Regions from separate parts of the Homo sapiens genome. Here region 2 is linked to region 1. Evidence: chromatin contacts called from ENCODE Hi-C or POLR2A ChIA-PET data. All regions are on one chromosome and are shown on one strand. Each heading gives the region's core, a stretch centred on a gene start or an enhancer-like site at or near the end of the contact. The rest is flanking DNA. Distances are from core to core; before and after follow the strand shown. Region 1 overlaps CYP3A7-CYP3A51P (CYP3A7-CYP3A51P readthrough). Region 2 overlaps ZSCAN25 (zinc finger and SCAN domain containing 25).

Region 1 (6,709 bases), core at 1,119-3,618:
CTTACCAGCCCCCATATCTATAAAGTCACAATCCCTGAGACCTGATTTCTGATTCAGTTTGTAGATATGGAGCCCATTCACATGGACTTTTTAAGAAGCTTGGCATTCCAGGGCCCACACCTCTGCTTTTTTTGGGAACTACTTTGTCCTACCATCAGGTGAGTGTTTTTGAGCTCACTCTTTGGCTTCTTATGATTGGAGAGAGCAGCTTAGTTCCATCAGTAAAACTGCTTCTCCTCAGGAGGAAGGTCTGAGGTTTTACACTTTCAGAAACAGTGTATAGGCATCATCCAGAGCATGGCAAGGTTTACCCCGGGACTCTCTTGCTAACTCTCAGGAACCTCAGGTTTGCCTCAGTTGAACAGTCCAAATCTCAGGTATATCGGCAACCTGATGTTCAGAACTTGATGTGCAGACTTTGTGAGCACCATAAAGAACATTTTTCTTTTGCCCCATGTAGGTTCCCAGGAAGGTACAGTCATATTTAGTTAGTATTAAGAGTAGGAAAAGGAGCCCCCATTTGTGGCTTGCTATCTGTGTACATGAGAGTCAAACTTTCCTCTCTATAGCAAGAGCTCAGGAGTAGCCTTTTTCCCCTACCTCCTGGACAGCTTTGAAACTCACTTTATTAGGGAGCTCAAGTATTTACCATTGGGTCATTCGCACTTGCTTGAATCCTCTCCAAAAAATGCTAAATCCCCTGAAGGTATTTCCATGGCTCTACCCCAGCTCTTACTCCCCATGACATCTTTTGCAGCTTTGGGAGTCAGAGCAAAGGTGTTCTGCTTTACTTCTTTTATTTCAAAGGCTGCACCTTATGGGTGAGTCTGAGCAGGGAGTGGATATAACTGAGATGAGATAGTGGTTATCTATCAAACTCAGATATTTAAGCATAAAATGAATTTGTGGTTTTTTTTTTAAACAAAGGCAGAATCATATGCAAAATCACTAGAAAGGTGATAATTTGATGAAATTATTAAATATTTAATTTTGCTGAATAAAATGTCATATGTGCCACATGGACTGTGAACTTTGGTCGAGCCTTTGTGCCTAACCTGGTCTGATGCTCTGTCTAGGGCCTGGCCTCTGGATGGAAAATTATGAGCTTATCTCCACAGGGCCAGCAGCAGCAGTAGTCAGCTCTGTGGCTTAGATCATCTTTCCCGCATACCTGAGGCTTGTTTCCCTGATTCCAATTCTTCCAAGTGAGGGTTTTGTTGTCTAATTACTGCCCAGGAATTTCATATTTTTCCCTTTGCAAAAGCAATAATTTCCCCGCCACCTTTTCTAGGTCAGTTCTTTAGTAGATGTACCCCCCAAGATAAACATTCCTGGGATCTTTGTTTGCACAGGTAAAACATCAACCCTGAAATGTAGAAAACAGGAAAGTTTGTTTTTCAGTTTCAGTGAAAACGCTGAGCAAGTGTTGTAATTTGCTGTGTCCAATGTGTAGAGGGGACATTTTCTCAGAACTTCCATGTTAAGCTGGAAAACTGGAAAGTGAGTCCACTTTGTCATTCTGTCACTCACTCCTTTTCTCACTCAACAACATGCCTCAGACTTATCTAAATCTGCTAGACTAAAAGAGGTCCCTGATGTCTGTAACTTCCTAATTCTGCTAGAATTCTAGAGCGAGCTGATGAAATAAATGAAAAGGATGATGAACAGAGATAAAAGACTGTGCATTCCCTTCTGACACTCACTCTCTTTCCCTCAGCCTCAGTTTCCCCATGTGCCCCTGGAGGTGATCATTCAAGGATTTATGAGATTTTAGAGACAATACATGAAAAAGCAAAAAGGCATCAGAAAGACAAGGAGTTACCTAGTTTACACACAATGATAAGTCATTCAGTATCTACAGCACTTTGAGAAAATTCAAGAGTGATTTTAAATTTCCCATTTCAAATACCTCCTCTGTTTTCTCTCCTTTCCCTTATGATGTCTCCAAATAAGATTCCTCTAACTGCCAGCAAGTCTGATTTCATTGGATTCAACTGTTTTCAGCCCCAATTAGACGCAGGGTTAAGTATATTTGAAATATTAATCAAGGGAAGCATTTCCAAGATGGCCGAATAGGAACAGCTCTAGTCTGCAGCTCCCAGCAAGATTGAGGCAGAAGATAGGTGACTTCTGCATTTCCAACTGAGTCTTAGCAACAGGCAGACCAGGAGATACCCTCCCGTGCCTCGATCGGCAGGTGCCACACCCACGGAGACTTGCTCACTGCTAGTGCAGCAGTCTGAGATCCACCTGATATGCTGCAGCTTGATAGAGGAGGGGTATCAGCCATTGCTGAGGCTTGAGTAGCTTACTGTGTAAACAAAGAGGCCTGGAAGCACGAAGTGGGTGGAGCCCACCGCAGCTCAGCAAGGCCTACTGCCTCTGTAGATTCCACTTCTGGGGGCAGGGCAGAGTAGAACAAAACACAGGAGACAGACAGCCTCTGCAGACTTAAACGTCCCTGTCTGACAGCTCTGAAGAGAGCAGTGGTTCTCTCAGCACGGTATTCGAGCTCTGAGAACGGATAGACTGCCTCCTCAAATGTGTTCCTGACCCCCCTGTAGCCTGACTGGGAACCACTTTCCAGTAGAGGCCGACAGACACTTCAAACATGCGGGTGCCCCTCTGGGATGAAGCTTCCAGAGGAAGGATGAGGCAGAAATATTTGCTGTTCTGCAGCCTCTGCAGGTAATACCCAGGCAAACAGGGTCTGAAGAGGACCTCCAGCAAACTCCAAAAGACCTGCAGCTGAGGAGTCTGACTGTTAGAAGAAAAACTAACAGACAGAAATAGCATCAACATCAACAAAAAGGACATCCACACCAAAACCCCATTTGTAGGTCACCAACATCAGAGACCAAAGATAGATAAAACCATAAAGATGGGAAGAAACCAGAGCAAAACAGCTGAAAATTCCAAAAAACAGAGCATCTCTTCTCCTCCGAAAGATCACAGCTCCTCACCAGCAAGGGAACAAAACTGGACAGAGAATGAGTTTGATGAGTTGACAGAAGTAGTCTTCAGAAGGTCGGTATTAGCAAACTTATCCGAGCTAAAGGAGCATGTTCTAACCCATCACAAGATAGCTAACAACCTTGGAAAAAGGTTACATGAATGGCTAACTAAAATAAACAGTGTCAAGAAGACCTTAAATGACCTGACAGCTCAAAACCATGGTACAAGAACTTCGTGATGCATGCACAAGCTTCAATAGCCGATTCGATCAACTGTAAGAAAGGATATCAGTGATCAAAGATCAAACTAATGAAATAAAGCAAGAAGACAAGATTAGAGAAAAAAAAGTGAAAAGAAATGAACAAAGCCTCCAAGAAATATGGGACTATGTGAAAAGACCAAATCTACATTTGACAGGTGTATCAGAAAGGGACAGGGAGAATGGAACCAAGTCAGAAAACACTCTTCAGGATATTATCCAAGAGAACTTCCCCAAACTAGCAAAGCAGGCCAACATTCAAATTCAGGAAATACAGAGAACACCACAAAGATACTCCTCAAAAAGAGCAACCCCAAGACACATAATTATCAGATTCACCAAGGTTGAAATGAAGGAAAAAATGTTAAGGGCAGCCAGAGAGAAAGGTCGGCTTCCCCACAAAGGGAAGTCCACCAGACTAACAGCAGATCTCTCAGCAGAAACCCTACAAAACAGAAGAGATTGGGGGTCAATATTCAACATACTTAGGGAAAAGAATTTTCAACCCAAAATTTCTTATCCAGCCAAACTAAGCTTCATAAGTGAAGGAGAAATAAAATACTTTACAGACAAGCAAATGCTGAGAGATTTTGTCACCACCAGGCCTGCCTTACAAGAGCTCCTGAAGGAAGCACTAAACATGGAAAGAAAGAACTGCTACCAGACACTGCAAAAACATGCCAAATGGTAAAGACCATCGATGCTATGAAGAAACTGCATCAATTAATGGGCAAAATAACCAGCTAACATCATAATTGCAGGATCAAATTCACACATATCAATATTAACCTTAAATGTAAATGGGCTAAATGCCCCAATTAAAAGACACAGACTGATGAACTGGATAAAGAGTGAAGACCCATTGGTGTGCTGTGTTCAGGAGACCCACCTCACATGCAAAGACACACATAGGCTCAAAATAAGAGGATGGAGGAAGATCTACTAAGCAAACAGAAAGCAAAAAAAAGCAGGGGTTGCAATCCTATTCTCTGATAAAATAGACTTTAAACCAACAAAGATCAAAAAAGACAAAGAAGGCCACTACATAATGATAAAGGGATCAATTCAACAAGAAGAGCTAACTATCCTAAATATATATGCACCCAATACAGGAGCACCCAGATTCATAAAGCAGTCCTTAGAGACCTATAAAGAGACTTAGACTCCACACAATAATAATGAGAGGCTTTAACACCCCATTGTCAATATTAGACAGATCAATGAGACAGAAGGTTTATTTTATTTTATTATTATTTAAGTTTTAGGGTACATGTGCACAATGTGCAGGTTTGTTACATATGTATACATGTGCCATGTTGGTGTGCCACACCCATTAACTCGTCATTTAGCATTAGGTATATCTCCTAATGCTATCCCTACCCCCTCCCCCTACCCCACAACAGTCCCCGGAGTGTGATGTTCCCCTTCCTGTGTCCATGTGTTCTCATTGTTCAATTCCAACCTTTGAGTGAGTACATGCGGTGTTTGGTTTTTTGTCCTTGCGATAGTTTGCTGAGAATGATGGTTTCCACCTTCATCCATGTCCCTACAAAGGACATGAACTCTTCATTTTTTATGGCTGCATAGTATTCCATGGTGTATATGTGCCACATTTTCTTAATCCAGTCTATCGTTGTTGGACATTTGGGTTGGTTCCAAGTCTTTGCTATTGTGAATAGTGCCACAATAAACATAAGTGTGCATGTGTCTTTATAGCAGCATGATTTATAATCCTTTGGGTATATACCCAGTAATGTGATGGCTGGGTCAAATGGTATTCCTAGTTCTAGATCCCTGAGGAATCGCCACACTGACTTCCACAATGGTTGAACTAGTTTACAGTCACACCAACAGTGTAAAAGTGTTCCTATTTCTCCACATCCTCTCCAGCACCTGTTGTTTTCTGACTTTTTAATGATCACCATTCTAACTGGTGTGAGATGGTATCTCATTGTGGTTTTGATTTGCATTTCTCTGATGGCCAGTGATGATGAGCATTTTTTCATGTGTCTGTTGGGTGCATAAATGTCTTCTTTTGAGAAGTGTCTGTTCATATCCTTCACCCACTTGTTGATGGGGTTGTTTTTTTCTTGTAAATTTGTTTGAGATCATTGTAGATTCTGGATATTAGCCCTTTGTCAGATGAGTAGGTTGCAAAAATTTTCTCCCATTCTGTAGGTTGCCTGTTCACTCTGATGGTAGTTTCTTTTGCTGTGCAGAAGCTCTTTAGTTTCATTAGATCCCATTTGTCAATTTTGGCTTTTGTTGCCATTGCTTTTGGTGTTTTAGACATGAAGTCCTTGCCCATGCCTCTGTACTGAATGGTATTGCCTAGGTTTTCTTCTAAGGTTTTTATGGTTTTAGGTCTAACATGTAAGTCTTTAATCCATCTTGAATTAATTTTTGTATAAGTTGTAAGGAAGGGATCCAGTTTCAGCTTTCTACATATGGCTAGCCAGTTTTCCCAGCACCATTTATTAAATAGGGAATCCTTTCCCCATTGCTTTTGTCAGGTTTGTCAAAGATCAGATGGTTGTAGATATGTGGCATTCTTTCTCAGGGCTCTGTTCTGCTCCATTGGCCAATATCTCTGTTTTGGTACCAGTACCATGCTGTTTTGGTTACTGTAGCCTTGTAGTATAGTTTGAAGTCAGGTAGCGTGATGCCTGCGGCTTTGTTCTTTTGGCTTAGGATTGACTTGGCAATGCGGGCTCTTTTCTGGTTCCATATGAACTTTAAAGTAGTTTTTTCCAATTCTGTGAAGAAAGTCATTGGTAGCTTTATGGGGATGGCATTGAATCTATAAATTACCTTGGGCAGTATGGCCATTTTCACAATATTGATTCTTCCTACCCATGAGCACGGAATGATCTTCCATTTGTTTGTATCCTCTTTTATTTCATTGAGCAGTGGTTTGTAATTCTCCTTGAAGAGGTCCTTCACATCCCTTGTAAGGTGGATTCCTAGGTATTTTATTCTCTTTGAAGCAATTGTGAATGGGAGTTCACTCATGATTTGGCTGTTTGTCTGTTATTGGTGTATAAGAATGCTTGTGATTTTTGTACATTGATTTTGTATCCTGAGACTTTGCTGAAGTTGCTTATCAGCTTAAGGAGATTTTGGGCTGAGACGATGGGTCCTGGACTTTTTTGGTTGGTAAGCTATTGATTATTGCCACAATTTCAGAGCCTGTTATTGGTCTATTCAGAGATTCAACTTCTTCCTGGTTTAGTCTTGGGAGGGTGTATGTGTCGAGGAATTTATCCATTTCTTCTAGATTTTCTAGTTTATTTGCATATAGGTGTTTGTAGTATTCTCTGATGGTAGTTTGTATTTCTGTGGGATGGGTGGTGATATCCCCTTTGTCATTTTTTATTGCATCTATTTGATTCTTCTCTCTTTTCTTCTTTATTAGTCTTGCTAGCGTTCTATCAATTTTGTTGATCTTTTCAAAAAACCAGCTCCTGGATTCATTAATTTTTTGAAGGGTTTTTG
Region 2 (6,709 bases), core at 2,073-4,572, 62 kb after region 1:
CAACCAGGACAGCTGCCAACAGAGAATTATCTGGCACAAAATGTTAACAGTGCAGGGGTTGAGAAACCCTGGCAAAGTTTAAGAGCAAGTACCTGCTACAGAAACATGTTGCTACCTGTCATTTTCCCTGTCTCAGAAGTGGATTAAGTCAATCTGTACTGTACAGAGGGAGGGGACTTGAAACCAGCTTATTATTATTATTATTACTATTGAGACAGAGTCTCGCTCTGTCACCCAGGCTGGAGTGCAGTGGCATGATCTCGGCTCACTGCAACCTCCGCCCCCCGGGTTCAAGTGATTCTCCTGCCTCAGGCGCCTGCCACCACGCTTGGCTAATTTTGTTTTGTTTTGTTTTTGAGACGGAGTCTCACTCTGTCCCCCAGGCTGCAGTGCAGTGGTGCGATCTCGGCTCACTGCAAGCTCCGCCTCCCGGGTTCACACCATTCTCCTGCCTCAGGCTCCCAAGTAGCTAGGACTACAGGTGCCCACCACCATGCCCAGCTAATTTTGTTTTTTTATATATTTTTAGTAGAGATGGGGTTTCACTGTGTTAACCAGGATGGTCTCAATCTCCTGACCTTGTGATCCACCTGCCTCGGACTCCCAAAGTGCTGGGATTACAGGCGTGAGCCACCGCGCCTGGCCAAATTTTTGCATTTTTAATAAAGACAAGGTCTCACCATGTTGTCCAGGCTGGTCTCGAACTCCTGGCTTCAGGTGATCCGCCCGCCTCGGCCTCCCAAAGAGCTGGGATTACAGGCGTGAGCCACCGCACCTGGCTGAAACCAGCTTATTTTTTAAGAAACAAAGGTTCTCCTTGCCTCTCAGCTGGGATAAAACAGGTACTGAAAGTATTTTAAGCATAATCAGCCTGCAGACAACACCCATAGCACACACTATGACATGGACCAAACTTTCTTGATGAAATATTTCCCCAGGACAGACCTTAGGCAGTTACCTGGTTCTACCACCACCCAGGGGAGAAAACAGAGTTTCTCTTGCAAAGGACAACAGCCTCCCTCATTACCCAGCAGCACGGCACATGCAGCCAGACACTGAAGGTGTACAGCATCATCACAATGTGAGGCAACCACAGATGCCTTGTCATACAAAAGGAGGCCCATCTATGAGTTGACCAAATACCCGTTTGACCTGGAGAGTCCCGGTTTACACCACTGTCCCAGCATAATAAATAGCACCCACTTTCACTCTCAAAAGGGGCAGGAAATACGGAACATTTGCCTGGAACATCTTGTCATGCCAGAAAGCAAAGAAGCTGTCAATGAGAATTAGGGTTATGTCAAAAGGATTCAGGAGCCAAGGTCCAGGGGCCTCCACTGGTCAAAGGTGAAATAATTTGAGCATCAAATTATAACTCCAGCAGACTGATCAATACCAAGTATGTTTAAATCCATGAGTGCAGGCCAGGTGCAGTGGCCCACACCTGTAATCTCAATACTTTGCAAGGCCAAGGAAGGGGTAGCACCTTAGCCTGGCAGTTTGAGGCTGCAGTGAACTACAATTGCACCACTGCATTCCAGCCTGGGTGACAGAGCAAGACTCTGTCTCAAAAAAACCAATAAAAGCAAAAAGCTATGAATGCATTGATTTCTACAGACTTGACTGCCTTTACAGGAAGCAAAAAGTAACTAGCTCATTATTCTGAAAACAGGCAAATAAAGAGGAGGATCAAGCATTTTCTTGCCTTCCCTGTATGAACTATATCTAAGGGTAACCTAAGTTAATGAAGGGAAATTTCTTACAATATTCCAACTACTAAATGATGAAGCATTTACAGAACTAACGAAAGAAGCAGATCTAGGCTTCTAAAATCATATGAAGAGAAACAGGGCATGTCACAATCTATAATGTGTTCTTGCCAAAATGTGAAATATGAATCTGATTACACCACTAAACACTTCTACATTTTTAGATAATACAGAAGGCAGGGAAATATGTTAAATCACGCCATGGGTATGCAAACAGAAAATGCAGAATGATTAGCTGGGCATGGTGGCACATGCCTGTAATCCCAGCTACTTGGGAGGCTGAGGCAGGAGAATCGCTTGAACCCGGGACAGGGAGGTTGCGGTGAGCTGAGACTGTGCCACTGCACTCCAGCCTGGGCAACAGAGCGAGACTCCAGCTCAAAAAAAAAAAAAACAACAGAAAATGCAGAATGTAAAAAACTCTCCAGGATAAATGATCGAGTTTTTTAAAATGAATAAATCTCAAGAAGAAAAGGATAAGTACTACAGATTATAAGCCTTAAGAGACAAAGCAACAAATTATATTATATTGAAAAATTAGGTGGGTTCTTAAAATTCACTGGATATTTTGACATTAAGGAACTGTTTTGTTTTGAGACAGGGTCTTGCTCTGTCTCCCAGGCTGGAGTGCAATGGCACAATCAGGGCTCACTGCAACCTCAACCTCTTGGGGTCAAGTGATGCCCAGCCTCAGCCTCCTGAATAGCTGGGACCACAGGCATGCACCACCCATGCCCAGTTAATATTTGTTTGTAGATGAGGTCTCACTATGTTGCTCAGGCTGGTCTCGAACTCCTCTCAAGCAATCCCACCTTGGCCTCCCAAAGTGGTGGGATCACAGGTGTAAGCCACCACACCCAGCCGCCCTTACCTTTTACAGGTACACACTGAAATGGTTATAAACAACACTTGGGATACACTTCGAAACTTCAGTGGGGGAGGAAGACGGGGAGGAAGGAGTGGACAGAGATGAAACAAGATTGATTATGAGTTTATAATAAAGTCAAATGATAAATACATAAGGATTTATTTATATAGGTTTGAAATTATCTATTATAAAAAAATTTCTAAAGAATAGAAAAATACAGAAAACAAAATATTTCTTAACATTTGAATAGATATGAAAAATCAGACTACCACAATCCCATGGGAAAAACCCCCTACTTAGAGGCTTTTCTGAGACACTGTCCTAAGCTCTTGGCCCCACAGGAGATAGGGAAGAGGCCAGATAGGAAAGTCAGCAAGGCCCAGCTCCTTCTGAAGCTTAAGATATGCCAACTTGCTGAAACCCAGAGGAATGCTGGCTGTGTATGACAAAAGAGCATCTGTGATTCAGGTAATGACAAGCAGCCCCCCGAGGCCTCCCCAGTCCCCACCTGCCTTTGGAAAACCACCCTCTGGGGAAGGCCACACTCAGGCCAGAAGCCTCCCACTGAGTCTGCCTGGCTGTCAGCCCTGCCTAGCTGCTCTGATAATTACGGGGGAAAAAAAGCTGATTTTGCATGTGGACCTCAGTATTACAGAGGAGCAGCAGCAGCCCCGTGTGGACATCTCAGATACATTTACGACCCAGTCAGTGCAGCCTCGTGGGCACAGCTAATGAGCCAGGAAGACCAAGGAGCGTCATTTGCTAAGCCAAAATTAGACACCATGCTGCCTAACAAGAACAGGTGATAAAACCACGTTTCAAAGTGGGCTGAGTAATACAGCTTTGTGTTAGTCATTACCATTTACCTTATTTACAATGGAAAATGAAAAAAAAAAATCTCAGTAAAAGAATCTGGTATTAAGAGGCATCAGAAGACAAACCACATTTTGCAATTATAGGACACTATCAACAAAGGACAAACTCACTCACTCAGCCAGGGTTCAAAGGCACAGCACAATGACACAGCAGTCAGTCCACGCTAGTTATGCAGCTTCCAGAACTTTAAACAGAAATGAAACCCTTAAGTGATGGCACAATAAGGAAGCTTCAACAGTTTACAAATATTGCATCTTCTCATTTTTAAAGAAATGTATTTTTTTTTAATGCCTACAAATATCTTTATTTTTCCTGACTTGGCACTCATGCAAAACAGGTCGCTACCAGCTCATCATCCCCAGTGGGTGTCCAGGACCCCTAGTGCCTTGGATGACAAGGGTCTGGAGGGCAGAGACCATTTAGTAACAAGAGGTAGGTGACAAATGCATTTCAGGGCAAGATGCTGACAAAGCAATGAATACAGGCCCAGAGGATTTGCAGGAATATCCACGGGTTCTGAAGATCAGGTACATCCACGAGACATAAGCTCTACGAGGTCAACAGCTTCTCCCCCTATTTTATTCATGGATGTGTCTCAAGCACCCAGAAGAGTTCCTGACATGTTTGTTACAGGGCCTCAATAAATACTTGGGAAATGGGTCCAATGAGAATGGGGTGAAATTAATTTTATGAACTATAAAGTGCCATCAAATATAGGGCATTAATACTAGAGTTCATCTTTCAGACTCATTTTAATTATAACAGTTCTTTCTAGAGAACTGTTTTTTAAAATACTCTGATGTTTATTCAGTGATCAATAGCAAAATACTAACTTCCTAATAGTTGGTGTGTTGACAGTTGTTATAGTGCAAGGAATAATGGACGGGGAAGTTTTACAGATGAGGATAGAATGTTATAGCCTGACACAGATGAGGCTCCAAATAATGTAAAATTCACACAGTTGCCTGGGAGCAGATCCCAGCTGGGGAGGGAAGATCCAGCACGGGGCAGGAGGGCAGGAGTGGTCATGGGAAGATGTTCTCACGGGCACACAGCACAGATACCCTGAGAATGCCTCGGGTCATGGGCTGTCGCATGCATCCCCAACGCACAACCCCCAGAGGCATCACGTCTAGTCTCTCATTCACCACGGCATTCCCACGGCCAGGTGCTCAGAGGATGTTCAATAAATGTTTGTTCAATGGAAAAGAGAGGGGGTGGGGGAAGAGTCTGAGCTATGACCCTGCAGGCAAGACAGAGCCCTCAGGAAGATGAGGTCCCAGCTACCAACACGTGTCAAGGTTTTGCCTTTACTCCCAGCTTTGTTCGGCAGGGGGACACAGACAGTCCACTGAAGGAGAAAATCTCAGCCTGAACTGAACCGCAGGAGACTGCTTCCCTCAAACATTGGAAGAAAAATTGTTTAGCACCACTTGGGTAAGAGATGGAAGCAGCTATGCTCTCTGGAAGCTCTAAGTAAGCCAGGCCTTGCCTTTCCCGCGTTGGCGAATGGGTGGGAAGGCGATGGGACCAGTGCTTTCCTGCAGCCATCACCTTGCACCCCGCAAGGCCCTGCAGTGAGAAAGATGAATGATGGTGCTGCCTGCCACCTGCTATGCTCACTGCACCAGCGGCTCCTGGCGGTGCTGGGTCTTCTGGTGCCGGTTGAGGATGGACCTCTGGTTGAAGCTTCGCCCGCAGGCAGGACAGTGGTAGGGCTTCTCCCCTGTATGGATTCTCTGGTGTCGGACCAGCCGCTCCCCTTTGCTGAACCGCTTCCCGCACACCTGGCACCCATATGGCTTCTCGCCAGTGTGGGCACGCCGGTGCACCGCCAGATTGGCATTCCTGCTGAAGCTCTTGCCACACTCGCAGGTGTAGGGCTTCTCCCCGGTGTGCGTCCTCCGGTGCACCTGCAGGTGCTGCCTGCGGCTGAAGCTCTTCCAGCAGTCCCCGCACTTGTAGGGCTTCTCCCCAGTGTGGCTGCGCTGGTGCACCTCCAGGTGGTGTCTCTGGCTGAAGGTTTTCCAGCACTCGCTGCACACGTAGGGCCTCTTTCCCAGGTGGGTTCTCTGGTGCTTCATCAGGTATTCTCTCAGGGTAAAGCCCTTCCCACACTCCACACAGCCATAAGACTTCTCTTCGTGGGTTCGCTGGTGCCTGACGAGATTGGAGCTCCGACTGAATCCTTTCCCACACTCAGGGCACTGGAAAGGCTTCCAGAAGGAGCTGTGGGTTTTGACTTCGTCAGGCAGGGGGATGGCACCGTGCTGGGGAGGAGGAAGCCCAGGCGCACTGCCTGCAGGGCCACCAGGCTCCTGCTCACAGACCCTTCCGAGCCCAGGGCCCTGGAGAGAGGCTTCCCCAAACCTCTCTGATGTCAGTGCCACCAGCGCCCCTTTCAGGTCTTCCTGTGGGGGTTTTGCCTCCTTTTCCTTGCTCCCACCGCCTACAGGACAGGAGGAGATAAAGATTGATTCTGTGGTAGCCGCAGGACATTTACATGTTAGAACTCTGCTTCACAGGGGTCCCATTCATGGTTCCTTCTCTTTTTTCCTTTGACCAACAACCTCAACTCAGGCTTTCCTTACTTCTTTTTCCTTATTTCCACCTCCATGTCTTTTTACAGAATAGTCTGCCAAATTCCAGTGCCCGCCCACTTATCTTGCTGCTAATCTAGACCTTTACTTCTTACAAAATGTAGCTCAATAATTTCCTCTAAGACACTCACCACGATTATTCTCTTACTCTGGGCCTCTTCAGCACTGTGCACCTAACTAGCACTTTATTATTCTGTACCTATTTACATGTGACTTTGTTGGAAATGCTGTTTCCATTCATCCAGATGTCCTGCGCCTTCCCCAAACGATTCTACACCTGCTGTAGCACAGGGCAGCACACAGCTCTCCAGACCTTCCAGGTGCCTGCTCAGTCCCCTGTCCTGCCCACATGCTCCCTCTGCCTAACCAGGTTCATTCATCTGGGTCTCCTAGGAGCCTGGCAGGGGACTGACTCAGGGAAGATGCTTGCTAACTGCTGGCTGAATGAATGAAGCAGGCTTCACTGAGGCTCCTGCAGGAGAACGCCCCTAGGTAGCATATTTATCAGGACTGAGACCATGACGCTGCTGAAATGCTCAGCTTCACCCTTCCTTCATCCTCACTCTGATCCTTCTTATATTCTCTCTAAATTAACG

Evidence for each region. A loop is a pair of places that touch in the nucleus more often than their neighbours do. ChIA-PET counts read pairs that join two places held with the same protein, here RNA polymerase II (POLR2A).
Region 2: a map of HepG2 shows a loop between it and region 1 (4-fold over the local background). The contact joins two enhancer-like sites. A Hi-C loop is called at or near these places in 1 of 168 maps with a recorded cell type or tissue (HepG2). POLR2A ChIA-PET finds 5 or more read pairs at or near these places in 6 of 52 experiments (CD4-positive, alpha-beta T cell, CD8-positive, alpha-beta T cell, HepG2 and 3 more).

What each region holds. Positions count from the first base shown.
Region 1 is chr7:99,689,195-99,695,903 of GRCh38, reverse strand. CYP3A7-CYP3A51P (CYP3A7-CYP3A51P readthrough) reads left to right here. Exons shown (of 15, transcript NM_001256497.3): 14 at 58-158. It also overlaps a transcript of ZSCAN25 not described here and the pseudogene CYP3A51P. Among named protein-coding and RNA genes, the nearest start is that of CYP3A5, 13 kb to the right of the region's middle. Within about 2 kb of position 2,368, at least 5 of the 41 ENCODE cell types and tissues checked have a DNase peak (open chromatin) inside an H3K27ac peak, as active enhancers do.
Region 2 is chr7:99,628,444-99,635,152 of GRCh38, reverse strand. It overlaps ZSCAN25 (zinc finger and SCAN domain containing 25), which reads right to left. Exons shown (of 8, transcript NM_145115.3): 8 at 2,745-5,962. The coding sequence ends at 5,133. Among named protein-coding and RNA genes, the nearest start is that of ZSCAN25, 15 kb to the right of the region's middle. RefSeq lists an enhancer at 4,670-5,316. Within about 2 kb of position 3,322, at least 4 of the 41 ENCODE cell types and tissues checked have a DNase peak (open chromatin) inside an H3K27ac peak, as active enhancers do.